6 separate regions of the Homo sapiens genome follow, and all the other regions are linked to region 5. The links are chromatin loops, found by intact Hi-C in ENCODE. Cell type or tissue: endothelial cell of umbilical vein. All regions are shown on one strand.

What was found. Peaks named below come from ENCODE experiments on the same cell type or tissue, not always from the same donor. Only the 100,000 strongest peaks of a DNase experiment are listed, where the experiment ranks them.
Region 1: a loop joins it to region 5, with 10 times the contacts of the local background. A loop is called at or near these places in 38 of 110 quality-filtered maps.
Region 2: a loop joins it to region 5, with 5 times the contacts of the local background. A loop is called at or near these places in 8 of 110 quality-filtered maps.
Region 3: a loop joins it to region 5, with 3 times the contacts of the local background. A loop is called at or near these places in 19 of 110 quality-filtered maps.
Region 4: a loop joins it to region 5, with 12 times the contacts of the local background. A loop is called at or near these places in 5 of 110 quality-filtered maps.
Region 6: a loop joins it to region 5, with 7 times the contacts of the local background. A loop is called at or near these places in 14 of 110 quality-filtered maps.

The regions. Positions count from the first base shown.
Region 1 is chr15:84,745,652-84,749,651 of GRCh38, reverse strand. ZNF592 (zinc finger protein 592) reads right to left here and starts at 1,060. Exons shown (of 11, transcript NM_014630.3): 1 at 988-1,060. RefSeq lists enhancers at 89-168, 697-1,536, 1,609-1,908 and silencers at 569-1,058, 1,119-1,538. In endothelial cell of umbilical vein, no CTCF peak of the experiment used is centred here; DNase peaks (open chromatin) are centred at 61, 1,171 and 1,701; H3K4me3 peaks cover 2,174 bases; H3K27ac peaks cover 1,799 bases.
Region 2 is chr15:84,714,551-84,718,550 of GRCh38, reverse strand. SEC11A (SEC11 homolog A, signal peptidase complex subunit) reads left to right here and starts at 2,412. Exons shown (of 6, transcript NM_014300.4): 1 at 2,412-2,526. The coding sequence starts at 2,476. RefSeq lists enhancers at 1,064-1,627, 1,749-1,858, 1,879-1,998, 1,628-2,193, 2,669-2,738 and 1 more. In endothelial cell of umbilical vein, no CTCF peak of the experiment used is centred here; DNase peaks (open chromatin) are centred at 2,080 and 2,940; H3K4me3 peaks cover 2,403 bases; H3K27ac peaks cover 1,767 bases.
Region 3 is chr15:84,910,784-84,914,783 of GRCh38, reverse strand. The region is part of intron 9 of SLC28A1 (solute carrier family 28 member 1); the gene reads right to left. Among named protein-coding and RNA genes, the nearest start is that of SLC28A1, 28 kb to the right of the region's middle. In endothelial cell of umbilical vein, no CTCF peak of the experiment used is centred here; a DNase peak (open chromatin) is centred at 2,403; H3K27ac peaks cover 2,656 bases.
Region 4 is chr15:85,045,494-85,049,493 of GRCh38, reverse strand. The region is part of intron 1 of PDE8A (phosphodiesterase 8A); the gene reads right to left. Among named protein-coding and RNA genes, the nearest start is that of PDE8A, 66 kb to the right of the region's middle. RefSeq lists an enhancer at 2,140-2,309. In endothelial cell of umbilical vein, no CTCF peak of the experiment used is centred here; DNase peaks (open chromatin) are centred at 933 and 2,103; H3K27ac peaks cover 2,815 bases.
Region 5 is chr15:84,816,243-84,820,242 of GRCh38, reverse strand. It overlaps ALPK3 (alpha kinase 3), which reads right to left and starts at 2,887. Exons shown (of 14, transcript NM_020778.5): 1 at 2,648-2,887. The coding sequence starts at 2,790. RefSeq lists enhancers at 70-599, 600-1,131, 3,259-3,789. In endothelial cell of umbilical vein, no CTCF peak of the experiment used is centred here; DNase peaks (open chromatin) are centred at 1,712, 2,352 and 3,012; H3K4me3 peaks cover 2,665 bases; H3K27ac peaks cover 2,647 bases.
Region 6 is chr15:84,597,389-84,601,388 of GRCh38, reverse strand. It overlaps ZSCAN2 (zinc finger and SCAN domain containing 2), which reads right to left and starts at 380. Exons shown (of 3, transcript NM_181877.4): 1 at 254-380. It overlaps LOC105370947 (a long non-coding RNA gene), which reads left to right. Exons shown (of 4, transcript NR_186225.1): 4 at 1,586-1,955. RefSeq lists a silencer at 13-162 and an enhancer at 483-532. In endothelial cell of umbilical vein, a CTCF peak has its summit at 2,208 (motif pointing left); DNase peaks (open chromatin) are centred at 488, 938 and 2,168; H3K4me3 peaks cover 1,051 bases; H3K27ac peaks cover 369 bases.

The sequences.
Region 1 (4,000 bases), 71 kb after region 5:
CAGGCCTGAACTCAAGTGGGCAAACCATAAGCCAAATACCGTCTTACTCCCCAAGTCCCATTCTTCTACTGCCAGTCCTATTCTAGACTAGTCCTGGATGCCAAACATGCTTCCCTGGGTGGGCCTGTGGACTTATTCCAATCCAGGACCTTTAATGCCACCTTTGGCCTACTCAAAAAATGGTTTAAAATCCCTAAACAGCTTCAATAATCCTGCAGTACTCAGGAGCAGGCATACCTAAGGTCATACGGACCCCTCCCCCTCACAAACGCTGATCCAAGGCCAGGAGGCCATCTGTCCAGCAGACGCTCTCCTGTCCTCCCTCAGGTCACACTGAGCCTCCCGCCAACCCCCTCGTTGGCAGGAAGAGCCCTTGCAGAGAGACAATTTTCACCCTGATCAACAGGCCTGGTCACCCCTGAGGACCCCAACTCTGGAGCTCTAGGAATACCTGTCTGCTCCGGGAGAAACCTTCCTCAGGGTCAGAACTTGGGCTCAGGGGAGGGGAGTACTGAGGAGCGCCAAAGAGGGTCGTTCCCCGAAGTGTCTGCCCTGTGACGGCGACAGCTCTTCGGGCGGCGGGGACGGTCGGGCTGACAGGCCGTCCCAGAGGGAGAAAGTGGCACCGTTATCCGTGCCCGGGCTGGGGGCCGCCGGCTATCGCCGAGGGCGGCCGCACGTCCCGCCCAGCGCGGAGGACAGCAGCGTGCCCGGCCTGCCAAGGAGCGGCGGTCGCAGCGGCGGTCGCAGCGGCGGAAGGGGCCGGCGCCCGACGGCCGGGGGCGGGGTGGGGTGGCGGCCCGGGCCCGCCAGGCGGCGGTCGGGGGAAGTGGCTGCCGCCTCTGGCGGCGGCCAGGGTCCGCCAGGCTGCAGGGCCGGGCCCCGGCTCGGGCTCGGACTCGGTCCCGGCTGCGATCCTCCCGGGCCCAGGCTGGGGCTGCCCCGGCCCGCAGGCCCCGCTCGGCCCGGCCCGCGGGGGGCGCTTACCTGGCGGCGGCGGCGGCGACTGCAGGCCAGAGTCTCGGCCGCGCGCGTCCCCAGCGCCGGCTGCGGGAGCCACAACATGGCGACGGCGATGGCGGGCGGGGCTGCGGCTCCGGGGGCGGAGCGGGGGCGGGAGCCGGCCTGGCGGCGGGACCTGGCTGGGGCTGCCGCGGCGGGGGATTGGGGGGGGGGGGGGGCAGGCGGAAGGCGACTCGGACCTGGGCACCGGCCCAGGACGGTGCGGTGGAGGGGCTGCCCCGGCCTGGGCCCGGCCTCCCGCCTCCCGCCTCCCGCCCGAGGCGGGCTGCGCGGCGCAGGCCCGGCGACGGCGACGACGGCGGCGGCGGGTAGGGCGGGGCGGGACGCGACGGGACGGGGCGGGGCGGGGACGGCGCCGCTCAGGGCTGGACCCCCGACCCCGGCCGGCCCCCGCCCGGCTCCAGTCCCCGCCACCCGTGCTAGGCACCCTGTGCGGTCGGGCAGGCAGCCGCTGCCAGCGACCTGGGCCTCTTGTCCTCTGACGCGCCTCGGGGCAGGGGCAGGGGCCGAGGCCGCCCACTAGAGGAACAGGATCTGCCTACGCAGCTGTCTCGCCCGGCAAAGAGCGCCCAGGACCCGGGACTGCGTCCTCTTCACTGAGACCTGGCGCATAGGGGGCCTAGTCGAGGCTGTTAAGTGAAAGCAAGCAGGGGTGGCGTGGGCCTGGCGCTCAGGTGCGCCCTAAATGTTTGGTCATAGCTGGCTACAAGGACATTCGCGCAGGCTTGGAGGTGCGGGGCAGCCTGACGTGTTGCCTCTGGGGTAACCGAGGGACGCGCGGCAAACAGAGATGGAGGACTGGCAACGGGTGCCTCGAAGAGGTAGACTGGGAGATCTCTCAGGGTTACTGGGGAAACGATGACTGTGCAGGGTGAGAACTCAGTGAGTCTGGCAGAAGGCTGGGAGGGTGACCGGCAGGACCTTCCAAGAACCCGGCGTACCTGGAAACTGGGTCCGCAGCATTAGGGCGGCAGCAAGGTCAGGGTGTGGGAACACGGAGATGAGGCCCTGGTGACTAGGAGTGAGCACACACTGCTAACCATGGAGAAATTCCTTCTCCAGGAAGGAGATGCAAATGTGCAAGATGGCTGGAACTAACATGCAGCCGGAGCCTGCTGTGCACCAGGCACAGAACTGAGTTGAAGAGCTTGTCTAAAGAGTATGTTAGCCAATGAAGCAATGGAGTTAATAAAGGGTGATGATTTCAAATGTTTGGCAGTGAGAGAGAGAAAAGTAGGCCTGGAGCTCAAGAAGTACCAAGAGTAAAGGAGAAAGTTGGGTCCTACTGTGGAAGCTGAGGCAAAAGCATCCCTTAAGCCGAGAAGTTTGAGTTCAGCCTGGGCAACATAGCGAGACCCTCCCTCTCTGCAAAAGAGTAAAGGGAAAAGTTGATTGTTTTTTGTTTTTTTTTTTTGTCTTTGGAGACGGAGTTTCGGTCTCGCAGCCCAGGCTGTAGTGCAATTGCGTGGTCTCGGCTCACTGCAACCTCTACCTCCAGAGTTCCAGTGATAATCCAGCCTCAGCCTTCAAAGTAGCTGGAATTACAGGCGCACGCCACCATGCCTGGCTTTTTTTTTTTTTTTTTTTTTTTTTTTTTTTGAGAGAGAGTTTCGCTCTTGTTGCCCAGGCTGCAGTGCAATGGCACAATCTCGGCTCACTGCAACCTCTGCCTCCTGGGTTCAACCGATTCTCCTGCCTCAGCCTCCCGAGTAGCTGGGATTACAGGCATGCGCCACCATGCCTGACTAATTTTGTATTTTTAGTGGAAATGGGGTTTCAACATGTTGGTCAGGCTGGTCTCAAACTCCTGAACTCAGGTCATCCACCCGCCTCGGCCTCCGAAAGTGCTGGGATTACATGCATGAGCCACCGCACCCGGCCCTAATTTTTGTATTTTTAGTAGAGATGGGGGTTCGCCATGTTGGCCAGGCTGGTCTCGAACTCCTGACCTAAGGTGATCCACCTGCCTTAGCCTCCCAAAGTGTTGGAATTACAGGCATGAGCCACCATGCCTGGCCGGTGATTTTTTTTTTTTTTTTCCTAACTTGAGTGGGGAGACCTTAACTAAAGGAGCTGAGAGGGGAGAATGGCAGATAGATGTAGGATAATTGATGGTGCAAGAAACCAGAAAAGGAAAAGTAGATGGGAAGGGGGAAAGGGGTGAGCAAAAAGTCAGAGAAGTCCGCCTCTTCCTACAAGATTTAAAGAGTGCATAAAGATTGAAATATTTTGAGGTAGGGAGGCATGCATGCTTCCATGGATCAGCTGCCTGGATTACCCTCTACAATCATCCTTAGGGCAGCTGGGGTCACTGTCCTTTAAAATTTAAGTACAATTGACTCCAAACCTGTGTACCACTTAAGAAACCCAGCATACCTGCCAATATCTCCAGAGTTTCATTGGGAACTTACATTTCTCCTAATTATCTCAGGCCCTAATTTCTTGTTTGCAAAAAATATTGTGCTCTTTGGAAGATTTGTCACCATATCCCAGATATTAGTCCATTTATATTACCTCAAAATATTGCACCCTACCTATAAGCAGGAAAAATGCCCAATATTATATTATTATATTATAGTTATATGATTGTTAAATAAACTAGAGTTTGTGGCCATTAAAAATCATGGTAAATAAAAAGATTTAATGATGTGGGAAATCTTTATAATTAAAAGCACATTATAAGGTGATATAGCAGATGGTAATATATAAATATACATAAATAAGTATAATGCGTAGATTTTAAAATGAGACTTTTCTTCTGTGACATCTATATTTTCTTATTTTTATAGTGCATGTATATTTCTCCTGGAAGCAGGGAAATGGTATCTTTAAGTAGCTTTTAAAAGTATTTTTAAGAAAGGTGTTTTTTAAAAGATATTTATGGGGTTCGAAAGAAAAAAATATTAGGGCTGGGCATGATGGCTCATGCCTGTAATTCCAGCTACTTGGGAGGCCGAGGCTGGTGGATCACCTGAGG
Region 2 (4,000 bases), 100 kb after region 5:
TCATAATAGCTTTATTGTGATATAATACACATACCATACAATTCACCAGTGTAAAGTGTACAATTTAATGGTTTTGAGTATATTCACATAGTTGTAGAACTAGCATCCCCTAAAAGAAACTCCATACCCATTAGCAGCCACTCCCCATTTTCCCCAACTCTCCCAGCCCTAGGCAACCACTGATTTCCATCTCTGTGGATTTGTCTATTCTAGATATTTCACCTAAATGGAATCATGCAATGCTTTGTCTTTTGTGACTGGATCCTTTCACTAAATCTGTTTCAAGGGTCATTCATGTTGTAGTATTTCCTTTTGTTGCCAGATTAATATTCCATTGTACCAGCGGAATTATTAGTACATTATTCCAATATACCACATTTATTTATCCCTTCATTAGTTGATAAACATTTCAGTTATTTCCACTTTTTAGCTATTATGAATAATGCTGCTGTGAACATTCATGTACAAGTTTTTGTGTGGACAAACGTTTTCAATTTTCTTGGGTATATACCTAGCAGTGGAATTGCTGGTTAATATGGTGATTCCATCTTTAACCTTTTTTTGTTTGTGTGTTTTGAGATAGGGTCTCACTTTGTCGCCCAGGTTGGAGTGCAGTGGCACGATCTCGGCTCACCGCAAACTCTGCCTCCTGGGTTCAAGCGATTCTCCTGCCTCAGCCTCCCCAGTAGCTGAGATTACAGGTGCCCACCACCACACCCGCCTAATTTTTGTATCTTTAGTAAAGACGGGTTTTCACCATGTTGGCCAGGCTAGTCTGGAACTCCTGACCTCAGGTGATCTGCCTGCCTCAGCCTCCCAAAGTGCTGGGATTACAGGCATGAGCCACTGCAGACGGCACATCTTTAACCTTTTGAGCAACTGCAGCTATTTCCCAAAGTGGCTGCACCATTTTACATTCCCACCAGCAGTATATGAGGGTTCCAATTTCTTCACATCTTCCCCTAAACTTATTATTATTTGTCTTTTTTATTACAGCCATCCTCCAATAAATTCAAGTTTTTATTTTGGAATGACTTTCCATTTAAAGAATTTCGAGGATACTACAAAGAGTTCCAGTATATCCTTCATTCATCTTTCCCTAATGGGAGAGAAGGATTATTTTGAAAAAAAAAAAAAAAAAAAAAAAAGAGAGAGAAATGATACCAAGTAATCCAGCTTTAGTCTTTGTTGACTGAAGTGCGTATTAGGAGCTTTGGCCAGTCAAAGCAAAAGGTAGCGAAAAGATAGTCACTTCAAGGTGTCCAAGTTAAGAAAACCAGGAGGTAGAATTCAAGGAGACCATGTCAAATCCTGTCAGCAAAGTCAAGGTCAGAAAGGAAGCCACTTCCTAACGACCCACACCACTGGTGGTCTCATCACGCTGTTGCACCATTTGGATGTTTTCTAATTCTCCCGGGCTGTTTTCTCTCCAATTGGACTGTAAACTCCTGGCAGGCTCAGGCAGTGCTCGGAAGGTCTCTCACACGGTCCAACCTTACGCGAAAAGCACTTATTGAAAGCACCTCGATGGCCGGGCGCGGTGGCTCACGACTGTAATCCCAGCACTTTGGGACGCCAAGGCGGGCGGATCACCTGAGCTCAAGAGTTCGAGACCAGCCTGGCCAACATAGTGAAACCCTGTCTCTACTAAAAATACAAAAATTAGCCAGGTTTGGTGGCGCGCGCCTGTAGTCCCAGCTACTTGGGAGCCTGAGGCAGGAGAATCGCCTGAACCCGCGAGGCGGAGGTTGCAGTGAGCTGAGATTGCGCCACTGCACTCCAGCCTGGGCGACACAGTGAGAAAGAAAGGAAAGAGAGAAAGAGAAAGAAAAAGAGAAAGAGACAGACAGACAGAAAGTAAGCAAGCAAGCAAGCAAGCACCTCAACAGAGACAGAGACGTAAAGAAAGAGAGACAGAGACAGAAAGAAAGAAAGCACCTCCTCAGCTTCCCATAGCGCAGGAGACTTGCTCGACCAGAGAACCTACGGTCAGACGACACATCCACTGCCACACCCATACCCAAGCCGGGACGCGGAACCGCTTCTACCCGCCCACACCGGAGAGGTTGCTCGCGATTGGCCGGGCGGGCACAGAGGCCCGCCTTCCGAAGGTGGCAGAGCAGCCTCCCCAACTAAGCCTGGGTCGCCGCCTCGGTGAAGGGCCGCGGGGCCGAGCGCGGGAAGTGGCGTCCAGTCGGTTTTTGGCAGGCGAGAGCCAGAGCGTGAGAACCCTCCCACGGCGAGGCCAAGCCCTGAGACTGGACTAGCAAGGTCGTGAGTCTCTCTGTCAGCTCTCCGCAGCGAAGGGGCGCGGGGGGCGGGGACCGTGCCCGACCGTGCCAGCTCCCGCCCCGGAAGCGGAAGTGCAAGCACTGCGGGGTCCTGTCCAGTGTGAGCCCGACCCGAGCTCCAGTAGTTCCGCCCGCTGGTCATCGCGCCCTTTCCCCTGCCGGTGTCCTGCTCGCCGTCCCCGCCATGCTGTCTCTAGACTTTTTGGACGATGTGCGGCGGATGAACAAGCGGCAGGTGAGCTTGTCCGTCCTCTTTTTCTCCTGGCTCTTCTTGTCCCTTCGAGGCTGCTGCTGCGGGGCCCGGCGGACCCCAGGGTTCTGGTGTGAGGGTCTGAGCTGGTCTGATACCCGGGTCATTCGCTTTCTTTGGAGACTGTGGCCAGAGGCCGCCTTGTCCGCCTCATTATTTTTAACCCCGAACTGATTCAGGGCCTACCGGGGGCGGGGCGGGAAGCGGTGTCTTCACGTTCCATTCCTCCCACTGAGGCAGGGGAGCAAATGGAAACCGTACGCGCTTGAAGTGGGAGTTGGGGTTGCTTATTGTTTTAGTCATTTTAAGGCGGCGGACTCTTGATTTCTCCAGTCGGAGCGACTCCAGGTGGTTTCGGGAGAGACGAGGTTTAGCCGGTTTCTGGGGCGCTCAGGAAGGCGATTGGAGGCCCCACAAAAACCGTTTTGCTGCTTTCAGCTCCTTGCAACCCTTTAGTAGAGCTGAACCGTAGCGGGCTGCACCGACTTTGACTTGGACCACTCTGGGCTCCGAGTTGGAACAGTTACACTACTTGCCCTTGCGTCCGCTTAGCACTAAGGCGGCAGCCCTCGGAATCTATGGTTTTACAGTCCAATATCAGTGCCACGGGGATCTGGAAATGTAGGTCTCCTGATTTTGTCCTTACACTTTACTTTGATCTTCTAGATCGTATGCCAAATAGTACTGAGAATATTGTTGTAATTATTTAGTCCTTAGAAAAGGTTGTTCTGTTTTATCTTTTGCGCCTAGTGTGTCTGTAGAGCCTAGTTTTGCTGCATCGGACTTTTTTTTTGTTTTAAACAGTATTTTACTGTTATGATTATCCTGATGTCACCATTAAGGATTTTTTTTCCTTGGACTTGCATTTTTTGTACTTATAACTGCCACTTAGGGAAGTAGATACACAACCTTTCCTTACTCCCCTTCAGGCCTTAGCTAGCTCAGTGTCAATTCTGTCAGTCAGAATTGAGCATTCTATAAAAATTGCGCAAACGTTACTTTATGTCTTTATGACAACACTTCAAATTTTTACTTGTATAGTGTTGTCTTTTTTTAATCCATATTTGGATTTCTAGATGCCACAGATATTTCTCTGAGGAAAGTATTTATTTTGAGTCTGATATTTATTGTACTCTATGCTAGGTACAATGAGAGAAATGCAAAGATAGTTAAGAAAGACTCGGCCTTCAAGGAGCCTAAATGTGTAGAAAAGGACTAAGGCAAAACAATAACTTTTTTGAGCTCTTGCCATGTGTGAAGCACTTTATACACCTGTAAGGTAGGTAACGTTGTTCTTATTAAACATGAAGAAAATGAGACTTTGTGAGAAGCAATACAGTATAGAAGTTAAGAATATGGACTCTAAAGCTAGATTTCAGAGGTTTGAAGTAGCTCTGCTACTTACTGGCTGTGTGACTTTGAGCAGATTACTTAACCTGTCTGTGCCTATGTTTACTTT
Region 3 (4,000 bases), 95 kb before region 5:
GCCCAGGAAACACCTCTGGGGCCTGCAGGATGTGAGGTGGCAGAACAGGGCAGCAGCTCGAGGCAGTGCTGCTGTGGAAAGGGGAGGCAAGTGCCATTAAATTCCACTGTGTGCCAACCACGAGGGCTTGTCCTGGGCCAGGTCCCTAATATGTGGGGACTCATGAATCCTCATAGCATCTGTGGTGGATGTAACTGTCGCCACTTCACAAATGGGCACACGGAGGCTGTGAGATCTTGGCTACCCACCCGAGGTCACACACCTGCAAAGAGGCAGATGCATTTCCCAGCCACCATGCAGATTGCCAAGGTCCTGCCATGCCCCTTGGGAGGTTTGCCCTGGGAACAGTCCTGGAGGCTTGTTTCTCTGCCTTCAGGGGCAGCATGCATCCCTGCTGGAAACTGAATGTCTGTGTCCCCCTAAATTCATATATTGAAACCAAATTCCCTAGGTGATGGTATTAGGAGGTGGAGCCTTTGGGGGTGATTAGGTTATGAGGGTGGAGCCCTCATGAATGGGATTAGTGCCGTTGTAAAAGAGGCACAGTGGCTCACGCCTGTAATCCCAGCATTTTGGGAGGCTGAGGCCAGAGGATCCCTTGAGTTCAGGAGTTCAAGACCAGCCTCGGCAATATAGTGAGACCCTGTATCTACCAAAATTCAAAAAAATTAGCTGGGCATGGTGGCATGTGCCTGCAGTCCCAGCTATTCTGGAGGCTGAGGCAGGAGGATCACTTGAGCCAAGGAGATGGAGGCTGCAGTGAGCAGTGATCACACTACTGCACTCCAGCCTGGGCAACAGAGTGAGATCCTGTCTCAAAAAAATAAAAATAAAAAATAAAAGAGGCTCCAGAGAGCTCCCTCACCTCTTTTACCATGTGAGGACACAGACGACCAAGTAGGCAGAGAGCAAAGTGGGCCTCAACAGAATTCAACCTTGCAGGGACACTGATCTCAGACTTCCAGCCTCTAGAAGTGTGAGAAATAAATTTCTGTTGCTTGTAACCACCCAGTTTATGGCCTCCTGGATGGACTAAGGCAGTCCCCTTCAAGGAAGAGCCAAGTAAGTCCTGACCACTGCCTTGTAGAAATGGCTTTGGAGGCTGGTCCTGCTAGTACCATAACTCAAGGAAGAAGGAAATTCTAGCTCTTCTAGGCCAGTGGTTCTCAGCACGTGGACCAGCAGCATCCTTTGAGAATTTGCTAAAAATATTTTGGATTTAATAGGTCTACAGTGGGGCCTGATGTTTGGCCTTTCCAGATGCTGCTGGTGCAGCTGACCTGGACACCACACTCTGACAACCACAGCCCTGGAGACTAGATTAGACGCTCTGAGCAAACTTCATCACCTGGGCCAAGAAACAGGCTTTGAAGGCCAGATAAACCCCACTAAGGACATGGCCTGCCCCCTCCTCTCCCTGGAGGAAGCTGAGCCAGGGCTCCTGCTGACTTTCTAAGGCTGTCTGGGCAAACCCTCATGTCTCCAGACCCCAAGGCTTGAGCACTGTCGACAGTGCCCTGTCACCAGCCCCAGGCCACAGTGAGCCACTAAAACCCAAAGCTGGAAGATGCTCGGGGCAGCAGCTGTGGTGCACACTGTACCAGTACCACCGCCAGAAAGTGGAAGGGACTCATCTCCAAGTCCAGAGTAGCTGCATTTCTGGCTGTAACCTAGCTACGCCTCCTGATTTCCTGTTTGTGCCATCCCTTTGCCCAGAATGGCCTCAGCATTTTGCCCCTCATTCCCATTTCTGCCTGGATCCTGGGTTTTCAACAAGATGCCTCCTGCCTCGGCTGTCCCATCTCCCTTCTTTCAGCCATCCCACCCCAGGCTTCATTTACTTCCCATTCCCTTCACCGAAAACCATGCTCACTAAGGTTACCAGTTACCCCTTAACTACCAAATCCAATGATACCTTTTGGTCCTTATTTGATCTGTGTGTGTGTGTGTGTGTGTGTGTGTGTGTGTGTGTGTGTGCGCGCGCGCAAAATTTGGCACTGTTGACCACTGGGGACTGCAGAGTCTATATCAGACATCCCGAAACTCTCAGGAGATGAAGACATTTTCCTTGACCCTAGGGGTTCCTCCAGAGAAAATCTGAGCAGCACTGCTAAGCTTAGCAGTGGGTGCTTGTTCCAGAGGCTAGAACAATAGTGAAAGAATGAGAGTCTGCTCCCGGGTCAGCCAGACCCAGGGGAGTATGATCATGCGGGTGGAAAGTTACTAGAAGGGAGACAGAGCCAAGGTGGAATGACTAATCCAGCTGATACAGCCAAGGGGTGACTGCCACGTCCACTGTGCTGGACTCCAGGTCCAGGGCAAGCTGAGGGCTGAAGAAGCCCTAGGGAGAGACTTTACTTCCCCCCAGAAGAGAGCAGCTGGACCATGGCCCAGCAGGAAGCAGCTTGGATTCTGAAAATCTGAGTGAGCTCAGAGAAGACTTCCCCAGACTGAAACTGGCCAAAGGCCTTGGACTAGGTCTGTATGATTCATAGAAAGAATAGAGAGAACTTCCTGAGTCTTCTGTTCAGCTCAGCATTCAACAAAACCACCCCTACCTTGAGGGCAAATCCCAATAATATGTGTGTGATATAGGGGAGAGGGGGAGGCTGAATAAAATGTTGTGATTAGTGAGAAAGAGAATTCTGTGGCCACAGAGCATTTATCCTAGTCCTCCTTCCTCTTTCCTGGCATTGCTATGGATGGTGCATCAGCCAATACACGGTCCAGGAATTTGTCCAGAGGACAGGGCCTACCAGGGGCCAGGAAACTGCTGGTGTTTCGCTGGGAAATGCTGAGGCTGGTTAATGATAAACCCACCTCACTATCATTTTTGTCTTAACCGAACATTCAACTTCAAAGTTTTTTGCCACCACTGATACATTTTTATTTTCTTCTTCTTCTTCTTTTTTTTTTTTTTTTTTTGAGATGGAGTCTCACTCTGTTGCCTGGCCTGGAGTGCAGTGGTGCAGTCTCCGCTCACTGCAACCTCCGTCTCCCAGGTTCAAGTCATTCTCCTGCCTCAGCCTCCTGGGTAGCTGGAATTACAAGCGCCCGCCACCATGCCTGGCTAATTTTTGTATTTTTAGTAGAGATGGGGTTTCATATTGGCCAGGCTGGTCTCGAACTCCTGAACTCAAGCGATCGAACCACTTCAGCCTCCCAAAGTACTGGGATTACAGGCGTGAGCCACCACGCCCAGCCTAATGGATACATTTTTAAATGATCATTTTTGTTATTCAGAGTGCTTTTTGTATTTGGAGGAGAGACATGAGGCCGTTGATTTCTGCTGATAGTATGAGGAAGAATACATCCCTTAACCAGAAGTCCAGTGGAGGGGTTCTAGCTCTGGCTCTGCGCCAACTCACTGTGCCATTGCGGCCAACACACTGCTCCTGTCTGGAGCTTGGCTGGACCATCAGTAATACAAAAGGGAGGCCGCAACACCACTGAGCTCCCTCCTGGTACCAATGGTCAAGGAATCCATGATTCTAAAGGGTGATTCAGGGAGAGATGCAAGCAGCAGGTGTGTACACATCCTTCCAGAGAGGGAGGCAGGCTGGGAGGAGACATAGCTAATGTGGCCAGGGGGCAGACACAGAGGCAAGCCCAGCAATGACGCAGGAGAGACGCGGGCCAGTGGTGGGCGGGGGAAGGCGCTCTGGCGGACAGCAGCTGCGTGGCCCGCCGGGCACCTCTTCCCCTGCTTTTTGGCTAACGAGGCTTTAATTTCCCTTTGGGAAACAGCTTACCTGCCTATCCACTGAACTCTGCCCTGCACTGTGGACACGCCAGCACATTCTCACCTCCATGCTTTGCCCATGCCATTTCCTCTTCCTGCCTAGCTCAGTCTGTCCAAATCTCTTCTGTCCTAAACTCCATGTCAAATGCTGCCTCCTCAAGGAGTCTCCCTCACGGTCTCTTATTAGAAGAATCTCTCCTTATACGCACTCCTCAGGCCCCTCCGTTACTGCACTTGAACGCAGCTGCCTGGGGAGGT
Region 4 (4,000 bases), 230 kb before region 5:
TGTAAGAACATTATGCTAAGTGAAATAAGCCAGTCACAAAAAGACAAATTCTATATGATTCCACTTACATGAGGTACTTGGAGTAGTCAAAATATATAGAGAGAAAGCAGAATGTGTTTGCTAGGGACAAGGGGAAGGGAAGAATGGGGAAGCTCTTGTTTAATTGATATATTGTTTTAGTTTTACAAAATGAAAAGAGTTCTGGAGATAGATGGTGATCACAGTTGCACAACATTATGAATGTATTTAATACCATTCAACCGTACACTTAAAACTGGTTAAGATGGTATATTTTACGTTATGTGTATTTTACCATATTTTTTAAAATCAGGAAAAAAGGAGACATCTGGTCTGTATAATCATTTTCTTTTTTATTTTATTTTTTATTTTTTGAGATGGAGTCTCACTCTGTCGCCCAGGCTAGAGTGCAGTGGCGCGATCTCAGCTCACTGCAACCTCCACTTCCCAGATTCAAGCAATTCTCCTGCCTCAGCCTCCCGAGTAGCCAGGACTACAGGCATGAGCCACCACGCCTGGCTAATTTTTGTTATTTTTAGTAGAGACGGGGTTTTGCCATATTGGCCAGGGTGGTCTCGAACTCCTGACCTCAAGTGATCTGTCTGCCTTGGCCTCCCAAAGTACTGGAATTATAGGCGTGAGCCACCGCGCCCGGCTTTGTTTTGTTATTTTTTAAAATCAACTTTCAAGTGCTTGAAATGGTCTGTATAATCATCATACTCTCACGGTACAGGAAGAAGGAAAGCAAGAGGCTCTGAGAGACCAGTTTGAACGATGAGTTTTTTGTTTGTGGCACCAGCACTTAATGAACAAGTTTAAAGCAATGAGCAAATGAATGAGACTGACCTATTGCTTGGAGAATGCAGTGGAACTGCTCAGGAAGAAGAAAGGAAGAAAATGACAGGAAGAAGAGAAAGAAAATCATTTTGCTTATGTCCTACAGTATGGGGCACAGTTTCGTAAGAGAAAGCAGAAAAAGCATAAACTGGAGGGATGCTGCTACTGCCACAATAAAGCAGGGTCAGAGAGCCACCTGGGTCCTTTATATGAATTGGTGTCTCAGTCTCTGACAGAATACTCATGAAATTTACTAAGAAGGATCAAATAGATAAAAAATAAAGTCTGAATGGAAAGAAAGAAAATATTTATAAATATTAGAAAAACATGATATACTAGGTTACCAGAAAAAAACCCTTAAAATATATTCCTAAAGTAAAAACTGTACAGTTTTTATCCTTCAACGAAGCAAACTAGGAATTAAAAACTTAAGTTTAAGCGACAACAAAAAATCCTGCCTCCTTAGAAAACTTAAAAATATTAACTCACAAAAGTAATGAATCAAAGAGAGATATGCAAACTATGCCTACAGTTAACTTGGAAAATAAAAGTGAATATTATGTAGTAAGACTTACAGGATACTACTGCTAAATTATAATGAGAGGCAAAATCTATAGTCTAAAACCTTTTTGTCACAAAATAAGTACACTAAGCTTTCAAATCATTAAGTTTGAGAAAATCAACAGTACAAACTTAAGGAAACCGGTAAGGAAAATAAATATAAAGACAATAATGAATTGTTTAAATATTAATGACCAGCATGAGTAAAAAGTATGTATATACATATTTACATAGTGTTGGTCACAAGCTGAGGGAAAAGATAAAAGTCTGGATAGCTCAGGGCAAAAGGCTCATCCCTCCTAGGTAAACAATCCTGAATATGTGGTCTACACCAAAAGCTGGTGAAATAACTTGATTTGTACAGACAAAGGACAGCATAAATTTATGATGTGAACTTATAAAAGTAACTCACCTTTGGATTTATTTTAAGAAATAAAGGCAGCTATGGGTTCACTTTTAAAAGATTTAAGACTATGAATTTTGCCACGTAAAAATTTTAGCAATATCATTTTAAAACATTCATGTTTCAGCAATTCCTTTTTACCACTGAACGCTTACTTTATTTACTTAACTAGATTGCATTTAACCTTACATCCTGTCTACGGGGTATATCCGGCTCTCAGGACCTCTATGGAGCAGAGTCTCCTAACAGCCGGACAACTACTTGCCACTGCTCCCCCCAAAATAACCACCACCAGGAAATCTGATGACATTACTCAGTGAGCAGACGTCAGCAGTGGGCCCTCAAAGAGTAAACAACTTCCTGACTGCTCTAGAAAAGAGGACTGGAACTTCTGGAATTCTTGTATCCATCCTTTCTTTATGTATGGAAATCATAATCAAACTGACCTAAGGTTTCAGGTCACAGCCCTCTTAATAATAATTTATTTTTCACATTAATATTTACAAGGGAATAATCATTTCAAATAAATTTAAATAGCATAGCTTTGATTTTATCTTTCAGCTTTAAAAGCAACTGACATTTTTAAGCAATATAGAAACAAAAGTATGTTCAATAGCTGATATCAGTAATTATACACGTTCTTAATCTTTTATACTTTTAAATATTTGTGAATGTATTAAGATTATTTAAAAAGGTTATAATATTAGGATATCAGACAATATGATGGTGTTGATTTGCATTTTAATATTGAAAAGTAAAACTTTTTGTAAATATGGTTTACAGATATATGAAACAAATTATTAGAAGTTTTGATTTCGTTTGCCTAACTGATCTAACATCATTTAGATGTGGTATTAGAAGGCAAAGTTATTATGTTACAAATCTTGATTAGGGGTGGGTGAGAAAGAAAATAGATATATAATTCCAACCTCTGTAAAATTTCTACTCCCCTCTACCCTCCCTATCCCTTGCCTGCTTTGTTTTTATTTCTTAGCTCCCAATCACCATTTGGTATACTACATATTTTATTATCTATCTTCTTTTTTGTCTGTTTCTCCCACTGGAATACAGAGTTCTATAACAACAGGGATTTACCTGCTTTATTCATTACTATATTCCCAACACCCAAAACAGTGTCTAGTACATGGTATTCAAAAAATATTTTGGAATTAATGTGCAGTCAACAGCTAATCTTTTTAAACCAATCATTTATCTAGAAATTATACTCATACCAGCTTATTACATAAATATATGTATGTAATACAGGACTTGTAGTTTTCAGAGTAATTTCATAGGTACTTTATTCCATTAAGAAACAGAAAGAATGGCTGGGCGTGGTGCCTCACGCCTGTAATCCCAGCACTTTGGGAGGCCGAGGCGGGCAGATCACCTGAGGTCAGGAGCTCAAGACCAGCCTAGCCAACATAGTAAAACCCTGTCTCTACTAAAAATACAAAAATTAGCCAGGTGTGGTGGGTGCCTGTAATCCCAGCTACTCAGGAGGGATTGAACCTGGGAGGCAGAGATTGCACTGAGCTGAGACAGAGCCACTGTACTCCAGCCTGGGTGACAGGGCGAGACTCTGTCTTAAAAAAAAAAAAAAAAAAAAGAAACAGAAAGAAGAATCTTACGAAGAGCCTAAGTCCTAGGAACTACAAAACAATCATATGATCGATCTCTTTTTTTCCTTCATCCTTTTATTAGAAACAGAAAGTTATCCTGGGGTCAATTTACATTAATTGTATACAAAACCCAGGAACTGCAGTAAAGACATAAATCCAATTTTGGTCTGAACCATACTATCCCTTCAGGCTTTCCATGTACAACCAGTGACCATCTGTTTCTCTCTCTGGACAAAGAGAAATAATGTGATCAAAGGGACACAGCCTGGAAAGAGTCAGGAGATACCAGTTCTTAGGTGTGGAAGAGTCTAAATCCAGACACTTGTGGACCACCTATTACTGTAAGACAAGTGCAGTGCTAGATACTAGGAGTACAAAGAACCTAATCCTGTCCCTTGGGTAGCAGGAGAGGAAAATGCAAATAACAACATGGTCCAGTCAGTTTTAATAGAAAAAAGTATCTAACACGTAAATACTTTGGATCCAATCATATTTAAGTCCAATTTAGTTCTTACCTTATGAGCAAGGTAAGCTCATTAACTCCATTTTATTGATGAAG
Region 5 (4,000 bases):
GAGCCCACCTGGACCAGGGCCTCCAAGAATCCAGGGGGCAGGGGTTTCTGGAACTTCTGAGTGTCCCATAAAAGCTAATTAATCATAACTGCTTCAAAAAAAAAATCAAAACTGCTTCTACTCAATTTTGGCCCCTTAACTTCTCTAGCCTACCCACATCTCACTGTTCTATGGGGGTGAGGTCCTAGATGCCGGGTGACCTGGGGGCTGGGCCTACAGTTTGGTGGGACTATCTGCATGTGAGACCTCTGACCCCAGTGGGCATTGGAAATATTCTTGCACCGACATGGACTGGAAACCCTTTCAGAGCTGTGGGACAGAGAGAGGTGCATAGGGAGATAGGTTCTGGGCCATCCACCAAGGCCTCTGGTGTCCATCAGCTCAGCTGTCCATCAGTTCCCAGGGGTAGCCCCTCCTCACAAGGGTCCATGAGAATGATGCCTGGAGAGCTCCATGACACATCTTTGTGAAGGTAGACCCAGAAGATGTTGGAGCCAAGAGTGAGTGGGGACAGAACTTGCCTCTCAGTCAGGACTCTGGCATAGTCAGGGCTCAGCTGGGCTGGAGCCAACATAGCTGGCAAAATTCTCGAGGGACTGTCTTTCTCCCTATCTCTAGGGAGCTCTCCCCACCCCCACAGGCAGTGAGGCTGTTCTGAGGGACAGCAGACAGTACGGTGGCTCCCTCCAACACAGGTCAGGCCTTACTAGAGAAGCAGGAACTGCCTCGCCTCCTCCACTCCCCACTGCAGCCCCAGTCACATTCTCCCCACTTTGGCCAAAGGCTTTTCCAGATGCCTGATAAATCTGGCTGTCCTTGTCTCTCAGAACCTCTAGGGGTCTGTGGCTAGCCAGCAGGAGCAGTAAAAAACTCTGCAGGGGCAAAACACAGCCCAAAGTCCAAAGCTTTCTCCCACTCCTGCTGTCCTGCCCCCTCCAGATACTTGATGAAAGAGACTCCTTTTAAGAACATTCCCATTTAGGTCCAAAGGGACTTAAGCCAGCCACTTCTATCCTGCCTCTAGCTCTCAGGCTGGCACAAGCTTTGTGCTCATGAGGTGTACAATTAACATTTATCTATCATACAACTGCTCAGCCAGGCAGCAGCACTATGTCCATTCTCCAGCCCTTTTCCTAAAAGCCCAGATCCCCTGCCCTCCCCATTCTGCCTGGTTTTCAAGGCACTCTTTCCTCCCTTCCTTCATTGCTGCTGTCTCCAAGAAGGACCCTGGTTCCGCCTCTTCTGTTTGTTCCACTGGTATTGACAAAGGCCAAACACAGGAGGCAAAGCCCAGACAAGTCACTGTGACAAATGTGAGGCTCCCACAAGGGAGTCAGCTTCTCTAAGGACTGGAATAAATGTCCAAATTTCATTCTGGTTTATCTGTAGAGCCAGGAGTAAGAAAAAGGGGTATTCTTTCCTGGCAGCCAGGGGCCTTGTTGAGTCTGACTCAGTCACTAACATCAGTCCTCAGCCCTGCCCCAGACATGTGACACCATTTGACGAGTTTTATGCAGAAACCGGTTCCGGTTACATTTGAACTTTCCCAACTCCAAGGTCAGTAGGACTCAGCCAATTCACGAGGAAGTGCCCAGGACTTTTCCTGAATGTCCTCGATGCCTGTTTTTATGCTGTTTTAGGAATGGAGAACAAGAGGTCTCTGGACAGCCTCTTGGAGGAATGGCCGTTTTCTGCATAATACACAAGTCAAGTTCTCAGGCTATGAAACAACCACTATCTCAACACATTTCCCTTTGGAAAACAGACTCCAGAAGTGAAGGGAAACTGAGCTGCCCACAGGGGGCAGGAAGTGTCTGTCTCCATGGCAATGCGCCTGTCCACGTGTGCCTGTGTGCCTTTGATTTCCTGGATGCCTGTCTATTGTCTTTGTGTCTTTATATCTGTGGGTGGCCTAGCTGCTAAAACAAAGCTTCCACACCTCTTGAACTCTTGGAAGACCAGTGAAGGGCTCATCAGTTCCACACCTCCCTTGGCATTTCACTTCCCCAAACTGGACAGGGCACTTGGCTCCCTCAGAGCTGCAAGTCCTTAATTCCCAACATCTCCAGACAGTACCTCATCCCACCCCCTATCTCACCAGCCCCCACTCAGGTCCTGGGGAGGACCCAAGTCCTCGGCCCAGTAGAGGAACCTTATTTACAAAGGTTTATTTCTTCCTGGAGAACCTCCCCACCCTGAGCTAAGCAGCTCCTACTCTGGGCAGCCCCCCAGCACCCTCTCCCTGTCCCCACCAGTGCTCTCCCCCTCCCTTCCTGCCAGGGAGGAATTTCAGCCACTCTGGCTTTCCTTATCGCTAGCTGTGGAATCCCAAGCCAGGGAGTAGCAGGGTAGGGGGCAGGGGAGATAAGGAAAGCCTTCAGACCCCATGAAATCACTCCAAAGTGGAGCCTTTGTCCTCTCTTGAGCCTCGAATTGCCAGAGGCCTGAGGCGCATGGATCAGGAGGGGTCACAAGGGGCTATGAAAGCCATTCCAGCCCGGCCATGTCCCCAGGCCCTGGGCCTTGGGGCTGAGAGGGCTCGAGGGCGCAGGCCCAGCCCAGGCCTCCAGGGGCCAGGCCGCCCTCACAGGGACTGATCCCAGGGCATCGCCGGCCCGACGCCGCCCTGCCCCTTGGTGCCACTTACCTGGTCTCGGGCCGCACGCTGAGCAGGTAGCTCCGGCTGGCTGGGCTGGGGATCCACACGGGGCCGTCGTCCTCACCGTCGCCCCCCGCCCCCGACCGCCCACCCGCGCCCCAGCCCCGGCTGGGGGCCCTCCGCGACCCCATGGCACCGCCCTCCCCGACCGCCGGCCCCGCACTCGCCGCTGCCTCGCCTGTCCTCCAGGCCCCGGCCCCCGGGCCCCTGCCCGCCGCCGCCGCTCCCGCCCGCGGCTGACGCGCGCCCCTATTTATAGCCGGTGGCCGGGCCGTCGTCACCTGCTGCTGTCCCTCCCCTGGCCTGGCCCGACCCGGGCAGCGCGGCTTGGAGACGCCGGGGGGCGCCGGGGCCCATGTGCCCGCCCCAGGGCCGGCTCCGAGTCCGCTCCCTTGGCGGCCCTGGTGTCTGCAGTAGCGCCGCGTCTGGAGAGGCCCGGGAGGCCTCGGGAGGAAGGCGCAGCGGGTGTCCTGGTCATGGAGGACAGGCCCCTTCGTGGAGCTCCCGGGACCCGGCTCCCGGCCGGCCTGCTCATGTCCCGTGTGGCATATGAGGGGTCCACGAGGCCTGGCCGGGGCCAGGGGAGCCAGGTCAACCGCTGGCCAGCTTGGGCTAGACCGCGGGAGACCAGGGAGCCAAAGAACCAGCCCTCTTCCTGGCACCAGCCGTGACTGACCCTCGCCTTGCCTCGCCAGTGGCTGTTGGCCCAGCACATAGACAAGCCAAGCCACCTCCATTAGTGACCTGAGTCCCTGGGAGGCCGGAACCCCGTGGGATCTCTCTCCTGTCTCCCCCAACACCCCCAGTAACTAGCATAGATTAGGGGCTCAATTAACACTTCTAGATCACTCCTTCGGCCTCCATTTCTCAGCACCAGAGGGGGAAATGGGCTGAGTCCTGATACCCAGAAAAATAATCAAATCATGCAACAATTTCCAAGAACTAGTGCCAAGCACTGCCGAAACCTGGTCTAAATATTGGAAGTCCCCACAGACTTTTTTTTTTTTTGAGACAGAGTCTGGCTCTGTCGCCCAGGCTGGAGTGCAGTGGCGCTATCTCGGCTCACCGCAACCTCCGCCTCCCGGGTTCATGCCATTCTCCTGCCTCAGCCTCCCGAGTAGCTGGGACTACAGGCGCCCCACACCACGCCCGGCTAATTTTTTTCTTTGTATTTTTTAGTAGAGACGGGGTTTCACCGTGTTAGCCAGGATGGTCTCGATCTCCTGACCTCGTGATTCGCCCGCCTGGGCCTCCCAAAGTGCTGGGATTACAGGCGTGAGCCACCGCGCCCGGCCGGAAGTGCCCACAGACTTTTTTATCCATCCTTCTTTCTCCTATTTT
Region 6 (4,000 bases), 220 kb after region 5:
CCCCTTCCCGTCCAAAGCCTGCGCTTCTCGGTAGGAGAGGCAAGGAGCTCTCCGCCAGGGAGACGCGTCCGGGACGGTTCGCTGAGCGGAGCCGGCGCGTAAATCGGGGCTGCAGGGCCCGCAGGATACGGAGCGCGACCCCGACGCCCCTCCCCCAGCAGAGCTGCCGGCAGCTGGCTCCAGGCCCACTATTCCCTCACCTCGGGCTACTGCCCGGGGTCCGCGTGGCTCCAGGCCTGCCTCTCCGGCTCACCTCTCGGGAGACCAGGTCCTGCTCTAGCGGTTGCTTCGCGTGCGAAAGCGCCCCCGGGCTCGGCCCGGCCCCTCCAGATTCACCCCGGCTCAAGCCCGTGGGGCACCGAGAACAATGGACGGGAGAGGCCCGCCCACCGCCGCGCTCATTGGCTGCCGAGAACGGCCCTGGAAATTCTGCCTTTCTGTTGGTGGAGACGGCACCCAGCCGGGCGGCAGGAGGGAGGCTGGGCCCAAGGCATTGTGGGAGATGTAGTCCGCCCGGAGACGAACCTGACCGCGGTCCCCGGAGTAGGGTTTGGGGCTGACAGCCTGGGCAGTGCCTGCGGACCAGAGGCAGGAAAATCCGCAGACTGACCGTCAGAAACCCTGTGTTGGCTAGAGCTGTAACCCGAGACAAGCCGTTTCACTTATCTAAGGCCTCTGTATATTTGTCTATAAAAAGTGAAAGTTGGATGGCCGGACTTGAAGGACCTTTTCGGCTGCGAACCTTGTGGCAAGGAGTATTGTTAGGCACCCTCGACCGGCGAGAGCGGACCCTGGGCAGGAAGGGAATCCATGGGGGAACAAATCCTCATCGCCCAAGCCTGGCGCCTTTCCCCCAGTTTGCAGCTGTACACATGCACCCGGTCTTCGCACACCCCTTTGTTTTCGCACGTGGTATTCCTGTGTTTGGAGGAACGCCCTGCCCCGCCTCCTCTGCCGCGGAACTCCCATTCTTCCAGCTTCTCCTGGGTGGAGCCTGCCCTGTCATCACCACCTCCCCAGGCAGAGACACCGCCCCTAGTACACGTGTTGGACGTCCCCATTTTATTTTTTAAATATATATATGTATGTATTTGTATATATATATATATATTTATTTATACACACACACTCACAGACAGGATCTACATTTCATAGAGACAGGGTTTCCATATGTTGCCCAGGCTGACCTCGAACCCCTGGGCTCAAGCGATCCTTCCTCCTCAGCCTCCCAAAGTGCTGGAATTACAGGTGTGAGCCACCGCACCTGGCTGACGTCTCCATTTTAGTACTGATCACCGGGTTGCTTACTTGTCAATCTCAGTATGGGGGAAGGGAGGGTGCCCGGGTGTGGGAGGTTGGCCTCCATCTTTGTGTTTTACGGCTGGCGCTGTTGAAGAAACGGCTGCCCCAACCCTGCTTGAAAACAGGTGAGAAACTACCTGGAAACTCAAGCGGAAAATCTAAAAATGGAGAGAGACACCCTTAATGGTCTGTGATAGAATAGTTATGTATGTTTGCACTGAGCAATTACTGGAGGCACCTGCAATGAAATGACTGCTTTTTTTTTTCCTCCTCTGTCGCCCAGGCTGGAGTGCAGTGACACGATCTCGGATCAAGTGATTCTCCTGCCTCAGCCTCCCAAGTAGCTGGGATTACCGGCGTGCGCCACCACACCTGGCTAATTTTGCGTGTTTTTAGTAGAGACAGAGATTTCACCATGTTGATCAGGCTGGTCTTGAATTCCTGACCTCAGGTGATCCAGCCGTCTTGGCCTCCCAAAGTGCTGAGATTACAGGCATGAGCCACGTGCCCGGTCCTTTTCCCATTTTTAAATTGGATTTATTTGTAAGAGCTCTTTGTATATTAAGAAAATTATCCCTTTGTCACAGCAGTTGCTACTCTTTCTCAGTTTGCTGTTTGTTTTCTGCTGGTTTATTAAATATAGAAATTTGAAATTTTTTTGCAGTCAAATTTGTTAATCTTATCTTTTTATAGCCTGTGAGTTTTGTGTTAGAAAGTCCTCTGCACCACTCCAAAGATTATGTGAAATTCACCTGTTTTTCACTAATTAACCTCTTGAATCCAATTACAGAGATGCAAAGTGAAGTTCAGCTAGTGATTCTTATCCAATACCCTGGTAGCATCTTTATTATCCCAGACTGACCACATGCAAATAGCACCACCTCCAGGCCAGCCTGAGAAGTCTGCACTAAGCCCCTGGATGCAGAATTCTGGGCCACCACCCCTCCAAGTGATTTTTTTTGGGATGACATTGTATTAAAAAAGATGGGTTTCTCCATGTGTCCATCCTTACCAGGAATGGAAATTTACACAAAAAGGAAAAGATGCAGGGGAGGCTGGGGATGCACAGATGGAACTTTCCAGCAGCTCAAGCGTTTATTTACCTCTGTTCCTAACCCATGTCAACCCTTGACCACAGAACTGGCACTAGCTTGTCACTGGAGAGTCCTAAAGAAGCTGTCTCCTCTGTGTCTGATTCTGGGAAGCTGGTCCTTGCCAGTGTCAACTATCCTACATGAGACAGAGAGAAAGTCACATTTAAGACCAATTCATGGCATAATGATCCTACTGAGAAGGGCCCTGGTAGCCAAGCCAGTACCCTAAGACCAGCCTGCTACATCGAAGCAAGCCTGGAAACACAGCCAAGTTCAAGGTTGCTCCCCCAAGAGAGTCCTTTCTCCATTGGCCAAACCACAAGGGTGAGAGAGGCTCTGTTCCACCAGAAAGCATTCTTGGTTAAAAGCTTAAGAACTAATCTGGCTAACTTAAGTAAAAGGGACTTACTGAAAGACTGTCAGGGAACTGACAGAGTAGAAGGGAGCTGACGAATCAGGCTTGAGAACAGTTAGGAGCCAAGAGACAAAGAGGAAGTCCCCAAAAACCACAATAACAGTCTCTGAGCAGAAAAAGTTCAGCTTGCCTATCCCATGACCTCTGGTGGTACTACAGCCATCTCTGTTTCTCCGCCTTTCTCACACAAATTCTCCCATGCAAGGAAAGAGCATTTGGTTGGTTGAGTCTAAGTCACATGCACATTCCCTGGATGCAGCAGGGTGAGAGAGGATTGGATGTGGCTCCTAGATTTTCTTACTAATACCCCACACAAAGGCAGATTCTCCACTCTGGAGACTGAAGGCCTGTTAGGAAACACTGGACAGGCAGAAACAATATCACTACTTGTCTTTAGGCTCTGAGCAAGAAGGGACCTCACCCCAAGGAATGCTCAGCCTAAGGCATTTGGGGGCCCTTAGCTCATCTAGAGTTGATGAAAAATGATGTGGGTGGGAATGGGGAGAACTGCTCCATAACAGTTCTTTCCATAACAGTTTTGATTGGAGAGTTTAGTCCATTAACATTCAATGTTAGTATTGACTTATTCTTGCCATTTTGTTTTCTGGTTGCTGTGGTCTTCTCTTTCTTCTTTTCTTTCTGTCTTCCTTATTGTGAAGGTGATTTTCTCTGGTAGTATGATTTAATTTCTTGCTTTTTGTGTTTTGTGTATTTATTGCATATTTTTAAATTTGAGATTACCATGAGGCTTGGAAATACCATCTTATAACCCATTATTTAAACTGATGACAACTTTGCACTGCTTGCACAAAGGAACAAACAAATAAACAATGAAACAAATAAAAAGAAAACTAATAAAAACTCTATTTTAATTTGTCCTGCTTTTTAACTTTTTGCTATTTCTACTTACATCTTATTGCACTGTCTATGTCTTGAGAAGTTGTTGTACTTATTACTATTTTTGTTTGGTTCATCTTTTAGTCGTTCTACTTAAGAGTTGTTTGCACAATTGCCGTGTTATAATACTCTGTGTTTTTCTGTGTACTTACTATTACCAGTGAGTTTTGTAACTTCACATGATGTCTTATTGCTCATTAATGTCCTTTCGTTTCTGATTGAAGATGTCCCTTTAGCATTTCCTGTAGGATAGGTCTGGTGTTGATGAAATCCCTCAGCTTTTGTTTGTCTG